Regions from separate parts of the Homo sapiens genome. Here region 1 is linked to region 2. Evidence: chromatin contacts called from ENCODE Hi-C or POLR2A ChIA-PET data. All regions are on one chromosome and are shown on one strand. The core of a region is the stretch at or near the end of the contact, and the rest is flanking DNA. Distances in the headings are between cores, read along the strand shown.

The links. Hi-C counts contacts between places; a loop is a spot of excess contacts on that map. ChIA-PET counts read pairs that join two places held with the same protein, here RNA polymerase II (POLR2A). Pooled maps may share reads with other maps.
Region 1: a loop to region 2 is called in a map of GM18951, with 2.6 times the contacts of the local background. The contact joins two enhancer-like sites. A Hi-C loop is called at or near these places in 10 of 168 maps with a recorded cell type or tissue (GM18951, K562, MCF 10A and 6 more), 16 of 37 single-sample maps with no recorded cell type and 16 of 50 pooled maps. POLR2A ChIA-PET finds 5 or more read pairs at or near these places in 13 of 52 experiments (AG04450, B cell, HEK293T and 9 more).

Annotation. Positions count from the first base shown.
Region 1 is chr1:207,389,001-207,395,736 of GRCh38, forward strand. No RefSeq gene overlaps it. Among named protein-coding and RNA genes, the nearest start is that of CR2, 62 kb to the right of the region's middle. Within about 2 kb of position 1,256, at least 3 of the 41 ENCODE cell types and tissues checked have a DNase peak (open chromatin) inside an H3K27ac peak, as active enhancers do.
Region 2 is chr1:207,344,675-207,351,517 of GRCh38, forward strand. The region is part of intron 9 of CD55 (CD55 molecule (Cromer blood group)); the gene reads left to right. Among named protein-coding and RNA genes, the nearest start is that of CD55, 26 kb to the left of the region's middle. RefSeq lists an enhancer at 1,672-2,172. Within about 2 kb of position 1,582, at least 4 of the 41 ENCODE cell types and tissues checked have a DNase peak (open chromatin) inside an H3K27ac peak, as active enhancers do.

The DNA.
Region 1 (6,736 bases), core at 6-2,505, 44 kb after region 2:
TGATCTAATGGAGGTAGAGAGTAGTCACTGGAGGCTGGGAAGGGTATTGGGGAGGGATGATAAAGAGAGATTGGTTCATGGCTACAAAAATACTGTTAGATAGAAGGAATAAGATACTGAGTTCAGTAGCACAATAGTGAAAATATCGTATATTTAAAAATAACTAGAGAAGTGGATTTGGAATATTCCCAACACAAAGAAATGATAAATGTTTGAGGTGATGGATATACCAATTACCCTGCTTTGATAATTATACATTGTGTTCTTGTATCAAAATATGACATGTACACTATAAATATGTACAACTATTATGTATCTATAAAAATCAAACATTTTTAAAAGGTAAGAAATAGTTCTCATTAAAAATATCACTGAGATTATTTTTCCATTATAAATTATGTTTCAAAGAACCCAACACAATAAGAACATTCAAAACTCATTTGCAACTTCTGTGGAGGTTTTATCTCTAACCCTCTCTCATTTATTTTATCATACTTTTCTAGCTTTAAAACATATTTCCTTTAGATGTCCTGGGATAAAAAAGACAGAGGTCATGTACCCGTTTTGCTTTATATTTAATAAATCTAAATAGAATCAACTGCTAATCATTTCCTTTTACACCTAATGCTTTTATATATACAAAATTATTGGATCAAGGCAAAGGATTCTATAAGGTAGGGAGTGATTCCCTAAGTTGGGCTGTGTATCAGTGTCACTTCTTCAGACATACAGATGCCTGGTATAAAAGTTGGTCACATGAATTGGGTCATTTTTATCATATCCAACTAAAACAGTCAATTGGCCAGGGGGAAAAAGCATTCAGAACACATAACATTGATCAAAGAATGCAATTCTATGCAAGCCTGGTTGCTGAAACTGCCTTCTGTAACCTGAAATTGGTTTTTCTAATTACTGAAACAACCTGCTGTGACTCTAAGACTAGTTTTACCCAAGGCTGTCACTCACCAATCAGAAGTTGCCAGCTCCCCCAAACTTTACTAGTGCCAATAAACTTTCCTACAAAATAATATGCAACATTTCTCGTTTTTGTTTTTGTTTTTTTATAAAACCTCTAACCTCTTTGTTTTACAGACATACCATGGACCACCCAGTCTGTGTGTATGCCCCAAATTATAAGTCTTGCTTCCCAAATAAAACATTTTAAATTTAGAGATTCATCTCTAGTTTTATTTGACTTTGACACTAGTCATAGATCCAGATCACCTGAGTTAGATTTTCCAGTGGTGAAAAATAAAAACTCATGATGTGTCACAGGTGACTCACATATAGCCAAGTGTGAGAGCCACTGTTTTAGACATGAGTATATGCACAGAATGAGTAGCTGCTTACATGTAATGAGTATATAATGAATAGCTGTTTAAATGAGTAGAATGTTTTAATGTCTTCTATTAAAGTCTGAAATATTCTGATAGATTTACCAGAGGTCTACCTACTCTAATTTCTGGATACAAGATGCTGAATTACAATAAATCAGTATTTATGATGTCACTGTAATTGAGTTTGAAATCTAATTAACTTTACATTTTTACATTTTGCCAAATATTGCCAAGTCTATTTTTAACATTAAATGCTCCTGGCTCAGTGATATGGAGAAAAATAACATCTTAAATCATTCAGTAAAACCTAATTATAATTTTAATAAATACATTGTCACTTTTATCAAAGTAGGTTATTCACTAAAATTTTAACCTTTATTAGTTTGCTTAGAATCTTAATGAAATAATAAATCAAATGTAGTATTTTACATCTTAAAATTTTTAGTATTTAAAAAATCTTGGAAGCAATTAATATAAGAAATTTTTATATGTTGACACCAATGGTTTATAATTATTGGATTTTATTTTTCTTGACATGATTATAATAAAAGAAACTTAGTAGTAGTGATCTTCATTGTTGTAGTTGCGGATTTGTTAAAACTCCTTTCTGGTAGGTAAAATAAATCAGCCCATTTTAGCTTTAGGAAAATTCAATGTATATGTATGTGAAGGGTGTTTTATAAGGATATAGGAGTCTCACAGACCCCACTGACAGTACTATAGCTGCCTTCAGATGGGCAGTGGAGCCAGGCCCTGGAAGGCAGTCAGGGTCTTCTCTGCATCTTTCTTCTTTTTTCTCTTTGGGTGCCTGCTTACATTTTTGTTGCTTGTTGTTGTTGGTTTTTTTTTTTTTTTTTTTTTTTGTCGTTCTTTGGACTGTTCTGCTACATTGTCTGTATACAGCAGGAGACATGATAACCAATTGTTTCCAGGTGTTGCATTTCTATTCAGGAGATACATCCAGACAGAAGCTAGAATCTCTTAGACATAGCCAAATTCCAGGAATTTAACTCTAGTACTGGTCAGTGAAGGGCCAAGCAACCCTGAAGTCAGTTTCTATGGCTAGAGTCATAAGGTCATCATGAAAAAAAATTTCAGCCAGAATCCAGTCTGGTAACCTTGTAGATTGCCTAAGTCAGTTTCCAAGGAAGAAGATTACTGGCAGAAAGTTTAGTAGATGTCCACTTGTATTAGTCTGTTCTCACACTGCTATAAAGAACTACCTGAGACTGCATAATTTATGAAGAAAAGAAGTTTAAATGACTCTTAGTTTTGCAGGCTTAACTGGAAGCATGACTGGGAGGCTTCAGGAAGCTTACAATCATGGTGGAGGGTGAAGGGGAAGCAAGCACATTCTCACATGATGGAGCATGAGAAAGAGAGCAGGAGCAAGGGGGGAAGTGCCACACACTTTTAAAACCACCAGATCTCATGAGAGCTCACTCTCTATCATGAGAACAGCATGAGGGAAATCTGCCCCAATGATCCAGACATCTCCCACCAGGTCCCTCCTCCAACACTGGGAATTACAATTCAACATGAGATTTGGGTGGGGACACAACCAAATTATATCACCACTTCCAAGCCTAACTGAACGCATGTGGCTAAAGGGTAACTTTTCTTAATGTTTTGGGTATACTTCATTATTTAATGTACACATTGATGCTGGATTAATATTTAGGGGTAGAACTTCAACAATGTTATTTTTGGAACTTTTAATAAATTGAAGATTTCTCTACTTAAATCTCTTGAACTATCTAGAGAATAAATTTCAGAACTGTATCCTTATTTAATAATTACTAAAATCTGGCTCTAGCCTTCCAATCAAGTACTATTTTGCACTCCTCCTTGTTTCTTCAGCCAAACTGGAGAACTCCTTAATCACAACCCACTCTCCATGCTTTAGCTATCTGTTTAGTTCACTCAAAGGGTCTTCCCACTCATATACTAATATGCCCAAATCTTATACATTTTTCACAGTTGAAATGTCAACCCCTACAATGACCAACTCCTCACACCAAAAGGTGGCATTATTCTATCATTAAACAGTAACTTTCCTACTGTGTACCTTCACGGCTGCACTAAGGAAACAGTACTGAAGATGATATGCTCCTTTCCTCAAGAGGCAAGTGTTAGCCCTATGAGTATGGGTTCAAGAAAAGGAGCAGCACATGCAAAGCCCTGGGGGTCAGAAGAAGCAAGCATAGCAAGATAAAATGTATGAACCAGGCTACAGAGTAGGTCAGACATGTAAGCAGAAACTATTAATACATAAGTCATTTTAGATAGCCTCTACTTTGTCATGAAGACAATGGTATAATCAGTCATAGAATACTTTGATGCAGGAAAGTAAAATGTGCCCTTGCAATGGTTTCCAAGCTATCTACACAAACTAACAATCATGCATATTCTGCAAATTATAGCTTGATCATCACTTTAAAATACTTAATATGAAAATACTTAATATGCATTATCACAATAACCATATTTATTATTGCAAGAAAAAGGAGAGCTGATAGATTAAGTGTGATTTCAAGTGCTATGACTTGTCAATAGCTTAAAACAGGCTAAATTTTGCAAAAAGAGTGTTTCATTGACAGTGACCATCAAGAATATAAGATCTTCATTGAAGGCTCTTGATCAGGAATTATATGGAGCATTTTAAGCACAAAACTCTATATGAAAAGTCACATAGAACTTCCAATTTCTAGTTCTACATATAAGGAGATGGGAAGTTACCACTTTGTCCTAATAACAAGTAAAACATATCTTAATAAATCTAAAAGAATATAAATCATATAATGTCTGCTCTCAGACTGCAGTGGAATTAAACTGCCAATCAGTAACAGAAAGATAGCTAGGAAATCCCAAAATCACGGGAGATTAAACAACACACCTCTAAGTAACACAGCAAAGACAAAAATAAAAGAGCAAAAAAAAAAAAAAAAAGACATCTCAAGGGAAATTTTAAAATATTTTGAACTAAATGAAAATGAGAGCATGACTTACCAAAAACAAGCCAAAGGCCTTACCAAATGCTTTACCAGAGAATAAATACAGATGGCAAATAAGCATGTGAAAAGATGCTCCACATCATATGTCCTTAGGAAAATGCAAAATCACACAAGGAGTTGTCATTGCACACCTATGAGAATGGCCGAAATCCCGAACACTGATAACACCAAATGCTGACGACGATGTGGAGCAACAGAAACTCTCATTTATTGTTGATGGGAATGAAAAGTGGTACAGCCACTTTGGAATATAGTTTGGCAATCTCTTGCAAAACCAAACAATCCAGCAATTGTGTTCATTCGTATTTACCCAAAGGAGTGAAAACTTATATCCACACAAAAACTTGCATACAAATGTTTATAGCAGCAGCTGTTGGAGGCGGAAAGAATGAGGGTTGTGATCAACTCAGTATGCCACTGGAGGCTGTATGAGTAAGCAGCAAACTGTTTCTCATAAATGCAGAATGTTGGCAAACTGACAAACTGCATATGCCACCCAGAAGGAATGCTGAAGGCAGTCACGCCCCTAATCTTGTGATTAAGTACATCTGAAGTCTGTTAGTAATAACATGAACCTGTGATCAATTAAGCAGCTGACCAATCGTTACCTTCTCCTCCCTGCTCTTGCTACCCAATAAATAAGAAGGGCTATAGAAAGCTCAGGGTTGCTGCCTTTGCTCACTAGAAGCTGGGAGCTCTCTTCTTCTTCCTCTGACCCCTGCCTTTAAAACAGTTTTGCTTTTTTTTTTTTTTTTTGAGATGGAGTCTCGCTCTGTCGCCCAGGCTGGAGTGCAGTGGCGCGAACTCGGCTCACTGCAAGCTCCGCCTCCCAGGTTCACGCCATTCTCCTGCCTCAGTCTCCCGAGTAGCTGGGACTATAGGCGCCCACCACCACGCCCATCTAATTTTTTGTATTTTTAGTGGAGACGGGGTTTCACCATGTTAGCCAGAATGCTCTCGATCTCTTGACCTCGTGATCCACTCGCCTGGGCCTCCCAAAGTGCTGGGATTACAGGCATGAGCCACCACGCCCGGCCTAAAACAGTTTCTTTTGTCTTAAGTTTTCATTTCTACGTTCGTCTGTCTTCATTCAGTCTTGACGGTCTCAAGTAATAACAGTAGTAACTGTTGTAGTGACAGTTTCAAGAAGTAATTGTGGCAGTCAGCCACAAGCAGCTTTATTCATAATCATCAAAACTTGGAAGCAACTAAAATGTTTTTCAGTAGGTGAATGGATAAACTTTGGGACATCCAGACAATGAAATATTATTCAGTGCTTAAGAAATGCGCAGCGTGGTAAATGGATCCAAATCTTTGAAATGAAGGGTTTTTTTTCTATCAACTAATGAGCAAAAATGTTGCTTTTCAACCATTTCTGATTTTCACAAACTTCACATGTTCCTTATGCATTAATTCAAGAATGGTTAAAAAAAAAAAAGAAAGAAAAAGAAAAAAAGGAAGGAAGGGAGAAATGAGTTACCAAGCCATGAAAAGACATTGAGGAAACTTCATTAATTTAAAGACGCCAATTTGAAAAGGCTACATGCTTATGATTCCAAGTATATGACATTTTGGAAAAGGCAAAACTATGGAGACAGCAAAAGGGTCAGATGTTGTTCGGAATCAGGAGGTAGAATGAATAGGCAGAGCACAGAGGATTTTTAGGGCAGTGAAACTACTCAATGTGATAGTACTATAACGAAGGGCTTGGGTTTACTATCTGGTTTGCATGGTTTTGTTGGATCATTAGCTGTTGTCATGTAGATAAGAGGCTCACATGTCATTACACATTTGTCCAAATCCATAGACTGTACAACACCAAGAATCAACCCTAATATAAACTGTGGACTTTGAGTAATAATGATACGTCCATGTAGGTTCATTGATTGGAACTAATGTACCACTCTGGTGGAGAATGTTGATAATAAGGAAGGCTATGGATGTATAGGGGCAGGGAATACATGGAAACTCTCTGTAACTTCTGCTCAATTTTGCTGTGTACCTAAAACTACTCTAAAAAGTAAAGCTTATTTTCCTTTTGCTACGCAAAGCAAAGAAAAAGTTATATAAAACTCTACATAAGTGATAACACTGATGCTTCTCATTTAAAATTTTAAAAATCTTTGGAAATTTTATATAATTCAATATATGAGGCCTTTCCTAATTCATGTTTTTTAAAAATAATGGCTATATGATATTTTTAACATAATGAATTCTTTTCATCAAGCCTCAAATAGGGGCGCCAAAATACTTCCCATTTATCCCAGGATGACATAGACATATCACTGTTTTCTATTTGTGCTCAGATTGAAAACAGTTGAAGTATTTGGGGGAAGAAAGAAATCCAGACCCAAAGGAATACACCATTTCATAAATACAGAATTA
Region 2 (6,843 bases), core at 332-2,831:
TTTGACAGTTTGAGTATAGTTTGTCATGGAGAAAACCTTTTTTTTTTTTTGGTTTTGAGACAGAGTCTCATTCTGTCACTCAGCCTGGAGTACAGTGGCGCAATCTCAGCTCACTGCAGCCTCTGCCTCCCAAGTTCAAGCGATTCTCCCACCTCAGCCTCCTGAGTAGTAGCTGGGATTACAGGTGTGTGTTACCACACCCATCTAATTTTTGTATTTTTAATAGAGACAGGGTTTCACCATGTTGGCCAGTCTGGTCTCGAACTCCTGACCTCAGGTGATCCACCTGCCTCGGCCTCCCAAAGTGCTGGGATTACAGGCATGAGCCACCGCACCGGGCCAGAGAAGACCTTTTTAAATTGTATCTACTTGGTGATCTCTGAGCCTCCTGTGTCAGGATGTCTACATTTCTTGTTAGACTTGAGAAATTTTCCTCTGTTGTTTTAGTAATAGATTTTCTAATCCTTTCACTTTCTCTTCACCTTCTGAGACTCCTAAAATTTGAATAGTTGGCCACTTTAGGGTGTCCCATATGTCATGTAAACTTTGCCCATTTTTTTATTCTTTTTTCCTTATTCTTATCTGACTGTGTTATCTCAAAAGACCTGTCTTCAAGTTCTGAGATTCTTTCTTCTGCTTGATCTAGCCTATTATTGATGCTTTCAAGTATATTATGTATTTAATATTTCATCAAGTATATTATGTATTTCATCAATAAATTATTTCCAGAAGTTGTTTGGTTCTTTTATATGTATCTTTTTTTGATAAACATCTCATTAATATCCTGAATTGTTTTTCTGATTTCTTTGTATTTTTTTAAAACAAATTTTAAAGTTTGTATCTCACCTCCCTGAGCTTTTTTAATATCACAACTTTGAATTCTTTTCCCAGAATTTTGTAAGTTTACTTTTGATTGGGATCTGTTGCTGGAGAATTATTGTGTTCCTTTGGTGGTATCATATTTTCTTGTTTTTTCACGTTTCCTGCATCCTGAAGTTGATATCTGTGCATCTGATGTGATATTTGCTGTTTCTAATTTTTCAAATTTGCTTTTGTAGGGGAGGACTTTTCCTGAAGATGTATTTATGGTGTCAGTTAGGTGGGGCACTTTGGCTTTAATTCTGGGTGCATGCAGTAGTGTAGTTTCTGTATGACTTTCAGCTGTAAATATCATCAGTGGTATCTGTCATTTCCTCAGTGCTTTAGGATGCGGTTACTAGTGGAGATTTGCTAGGGAATAGGATGCCATGTGGGCCAATGTTCGGACCCAAGTGTTGGCAGTGGTGGGCTGAGTTTGCCTGTCCTTGGGCCCAGGGTGATGTTGCTGGCACCAGTGTTAGCAAGCCCAATCAGGCCAGTTATTGGGTCTCCAGGTGGCTCACTTGGGTGCCAGAAATGGCGGGTGACCTGGTTCTCAGGCTACTTGGCAGCAAGTGGGGGCATGGGTGATGGCAGTAGTAGTGGTGGGACAACCCTGTGGGACACAAGCAGTCTGTGCCAGTGTTGGCTGTGGGTGCGGTGATTGGGTGGATCAGTTTCCAGGTCTGCAGGTGGCTTACCAGCTGTGATGTTAGTGGCAGGTTGAGTGGGCCTGACTTCAGACACCAGGAAGAGTGCTCAGCTGCTATTGGTGGTGGACTGGCTGAGCATCCGGGTACCTGATGGCAGGCTTGTGTACTGAGAGGGTGACGCTGGGCCAGATGGACTTGTCCTCAGGCCTCCCTGTGGTGCATGTGAGTGCTGGCTGTGGTAGGAAGAGGTAGAGTATTCCTAGGCTACTGGTGGAATGCTTAGGTGAGGACAGTGTGGCTGTGCTGTGGACCAGCTACTTGGGACAGCAGTGTTGTTTTCAGTTGGGAGCAGCCACAGAGAGGTGGCTGGGGCACATGCAGTTTGCTCATGCCTCAGCCCAAAGCAGCCAGCAGCAGCCATAGCCGCATGCACTGGAATTTGTCCTCAGGGAACCAGAAAATGCCTGGCTGCTCCTCTATTGGGGGTGTCAGGTCGCTGCCAGTGGCTCCTGCTTTGGCTTAGGCAACAGTGGCCACAGAGCAAGATGCAGTCTGGGAGGGGCTGGGCTCTCAAAATAGTCTTGTGCTGTGGCTGCTTAGGACTCAGTGGTTTATAGTACTCAGTGTGAACTTACTCTCTGGAGTAATGCCATCACACTGTCTCCAGGCAGCTTCCTATGTTAGATCTAGAGCCTACGAGAATCAAGGGACTCCTGTAGCTAGGATTGTGGGAGTCTTCAGAGGGAATGTGGACTGCTGGGGTTCTCTCACTTACTCTTTTCCTGCATTAGGGAGTCTCTCCAGGCTTCCAGGCAATCTCAGCCAAACAGGCTGCCTTGCTTCTGTCTCCTTCCTTGCTTTGGTGCATCCTGTCACTTGTTTGTTAAATTCTAGTGTTCTCTCTTTGATGATCTCTTCAAAATGTGATTATGTAATTCCTGCTTAGGTTTCTCTCCATGGAAGAGGAGAAGACCAGAGGCATCTAGTCAGACATCTTGAAGCCACTCCCCATGATACTGTCTTAGGAAAACAATCAACATGTAGCATTCATGGATACCAAAGGGAAAATGGGTAAACACATTTTTTTTTTTTTAGACGGAATCTCGCTCTGTCACCCAGGCTGGAGTGCAGTGGCGTGATCTCGGCTCACTGCAAGCTCTGCCTCCCGGGTTCACGCCATTCTCCTGCCTCAGCCTCCCAAGTAGCTGGGACTATAGGCGCCTGCCACCACACCCGGCTAATTTTTTGTATTTTTCAGTAGAGACGGTGTTTCACCGTGTTATCCAGGATGGTCTTGATCTCCTGGCCTCGAGATCTGCCTGCCTCGGCCTCCCAAAGTGCTGGGATTACAGGCGTGAGCCACCGCACCTGGCCAGGTAAACACATTTTTTTTCTTCCACCTTTTATTTTAGGTTTGGGAGGTACAGGTGAAGGTTTGTTACATGGGTAAATTGTGTGTCATTAGGGTTGAGTGTACATAATATTTCATCACCCAGGTAGTGAGCTTAGTACCCAATAGGTAGTTTATTGATTCTCACCCTCCTCCCACCTTCCATTCTCAAATAAGCCCTGGTGGCCATTGTTCCCTTCTTTGCATCCATGTGTACTCATTGTTTAGTTCCCACTTATAGGTGAGAAGATGCAGTATTTGGTTTTCTGTTCCTGCATTAATTCACTTAGGATAATGGTTTCCAGCTGCATCCATATTACTGCAAAGGACATGATTTCATTCCTTTCTATGTTTGTGTAATATCCCGTGGTGTATATATACCACATTTTCTTTATCCAGTTCACCACTGATGTGCATCTAGGTTGATTCCATGTTATTGTGAAAAGTGCTGATGAACATATGTGTGCATATGTCTTTATGGTAGAATGATTTTTGTTGGTTTGGGTATATACCCAATAATGAGATTGCTAGGTCACATGGTGGTTCTAAGTTCTTTGAGAAATCTCCAAACTGCTTTCCACAGAGGCTGAACTAATTACATTCCCACCAGCAATGTATAAGTGTTCTCTGTTTTCCACAACCTTACCAACATTTGTTATTTTTTCACTTTTTAATAATAGCCATTCTGTCTGCTATGAGATGGTATCTCATTGTGGTTTTGATTGCATTTCTCTAATGATTAGTGATGTTGAGCATTTTTTTCATATGCTTGTTGGCCTCATGTATGTCTTCTTTTGAGAAGTGTCTGTTTATGTCCTTTGCCCATTTTTTAAGGGTTGGTTTGATTTTTGTTTGTTGATTTGTTTAAGTTCCTTAGAGATTTTGAATATTAGAACTTTGTTAGATGCATAGTTTGCAAATATTTTCTCCTTTTCTGTAGGTTGTCTGTTTTCTCTGTTGATATATATTTTTTTGCCATGCAGAAGCACTTTAGTTTAATTATGTCCCACTTGTCAATTTTTGTTTTTGTTGCAATTGCTTTTGGAGACCTCATCATGAAATATTTACCAACACCTATGTCAGAATGGTATTTCCTAGGTTTTCTTCTAGAGTTTTTATACTTTTAGGTTTTAAGTTTAATTCTTTAATCCATATTGAGTTGATTTTTGTATATGGTGAAAGGTAGGGGTCCATTTTCAATCTTCTGCATATGGCTAGCCAGTTATAGCATTTATTGAATAGAGAATCCATTCCCCATTGCTTGTTATTGTCGACTTCATTGAAGATCAGATGGTTGTAGGGGTGTGGCTTTATATCTGGGTTTTCTAACCTCTTCCATTGGTCTATGTGTCTATTTTTGTACCAGTACCATGCTGTTTTGGTTACTGTAGCCTTGTAATATAGTTTGAAATCAGGTAGTGTGATGCTTCCAGCTTTGTTCTTTTTACTTACGGTTGTTTTGGCTATTTGGGTTCTTTTTTGATTCCATATGAATTTTAGAATGTATATTTTTTAATTCTCTGAAAGATATCATTGGTAGTTTGATAGGAATAGCATTGGATCTATAAATTGCTTTAGGCAGTATGGCCCTTTTTAAAAATTTTGTATTAATTTTTTTTTTTTTTGAGACAGAGTCTCACTCTGTCACTCAGGCTGGAGTGCAGTGGCATGATCTTGGTTCACTGCAACCTCCGTCTCCTGGGTTCAAGTGATTCTCTTGCCTCAGCCTCCCAAGTAGCTACGATTACAGGTGCACACCACCACACCCAGCTAATTTTTGTATTTCTAGTAGAGATGAGGTTTCACCATGTTGGCCAAGCTAGTCTCAAACTCCTGACCTCAAGTGATCCACCTGCCTCAGCCTTGCAAAGTGCTGGGATTACAGGCATGAGCCACCATGCCCGCAGTATGGCCCTTTTAAAAATATTTATTCTTCCTATGCATGAGCATGGAATATTTTTCCATTTGTTTGTATTGTCTCTGTCTTCTTTGTTTTGTATTTCTCTATAGAGATCATTCACCTCCCTGGTTAGCTGTATTCATAGGTATTTTATCCTTTTGTGGCTATTGTGAATAGGATTGCATTCTTGATTTGGCTGTCAGCTTGACATTGTTGGTGTATAGAAATGCTTCTGATTTTTGTACCCCGAAGCTTTACTGATGTTGTTTAACAGTTCTAAAAGCTTTTGGGCAGACTATGGAGTATTCTAGGTTTAAACTCATATCATCTGTGAAGAGAGATAGTTTACTTCCTCTCTTCCTATATGGATGCCTTTTATTTCCTTGCCTGATTGCTGTGGCTAGGATTTCCAGTACCATGTTGAATAGGAATGATAATAATGGACATCCTTGTCTTGTACTGGTTTTCAAGGTGAATGCTTCCAGCTTTTGCTCATTCAGTATGATGTTGGCTGTGGGTTTTTCCTGGCGGCTCTTATTATTTTGTGGTATGTTCCTTTGATGCCTAGTTTGTTGATGACTTTTAACATGAAGGGATGTTGAATGTTGTCAAAAGCCTTTTCTACAACAATTGAGATGATCATGTGGTTTTTTTGTTTGTAGTTCTGTTTATGTGATGAATCACATTTATTGATTTGGATATGTTGAGCCAACCTTGCATCCCAGGAATAAAGCCTACTTGATCGTGGTAAGTTAGGTATTTGATGTGCTGCTGGATTTGATCTGCTAGTATTTTGTTGAGGATTTTTGCATTTACTTTCATCAGGGATGTTGGCCTGAAGTTTTCTTTTTTTGTCCTGTCTCTTTGCCAGATTTTGGTATCAGTGTGATGCTGGCCTTATAGAATGAGGAGTCCCTCCTCCTTGATTTTTGGCATAGTTTCAGTATGATTGGTACCGGCTCTTGTTTGTATGTTTGGTGGAATTTGTCTGTGAATCCATCTGGTACAGGGCTCTTTCTGGTTGGTAGGTTTTTTAAATTACTGATTCAATTTAAGAACTTGTTATTGGTCTGTTCAGGTATTTAATTTCTTCCTGGTTCAATCTTAGGAGGTTGTATTTTTCCAAGAATTTACCATTTCTTCTACGTTTTCTAGTTTATGTACATAGAGGTGTTCAAAATAGTCTCTGAGGGTGTTTTGTATTTCTGTGGGGTTGGTGGTAATGTCCCCTTTGTCATCTGAGATTGTGTTTATTTGGATGTTCTCTCTCTTTATTAATCTAGCTAGTTGTCTATCAATCTTATTTATTCTTTCAAAAAACCAGCTTTGGTTTTGTTGATCTTTTGTATGGATTTTTGCATCTCAATTTTATTCAGTTCAGCTCTGATTTTGGTTATTTTTTTTCTTCTGCTAGCTTTTGGGTTGGTTTGCTCTTGTTTTTTCTACATCCTCTAGAGGTGATGTTACTTTGTTAATTTGAGATTTTTCTAACATTTTGATGTAGGTGTTTAATGCTACAAACTTTCCTCTTGACATTGTTCTGGCTGTGTCCCAGACACTCTGGTATGTTGTATCTTTGTTTTCACTAGTTTCAAAGAATTTCTTGATTTCTGCCTTAATTTTCAGAATGCCAAAAGTCATTCAGGATTAGGTTGTTTAATTTCCATGTTATTGTATAGTTTTAAGAGATCTTCCTGGTATTGATTTATATTTTATGCTGTGGCCTAAGAGTATGGTTAGTATGATTTTGGTTTTTTGAATTTGTTTAAAATTGCTTTATGGTTGAGCATGTGGTCAATCTTAGAGTATGTGCTATGTGCAGATGAGAAGAATGTATATCCTGTTGTTCTTGGGTGTAATGTTATGTAGATGTCTGTTAAGTCCATTTGGTCAAGTGTCAAGTTTAGGTCATGAATATCTTTGTTAGTTTTCTGCCTTGATTATGTGTCTAACATTGTCAATGGGGTGTTGAAGTCTCCCACTATATTGTGTGGTTATTTCCATCTCTTCATAGGTCTTTAAGAACTTGTCTTATGAATCTG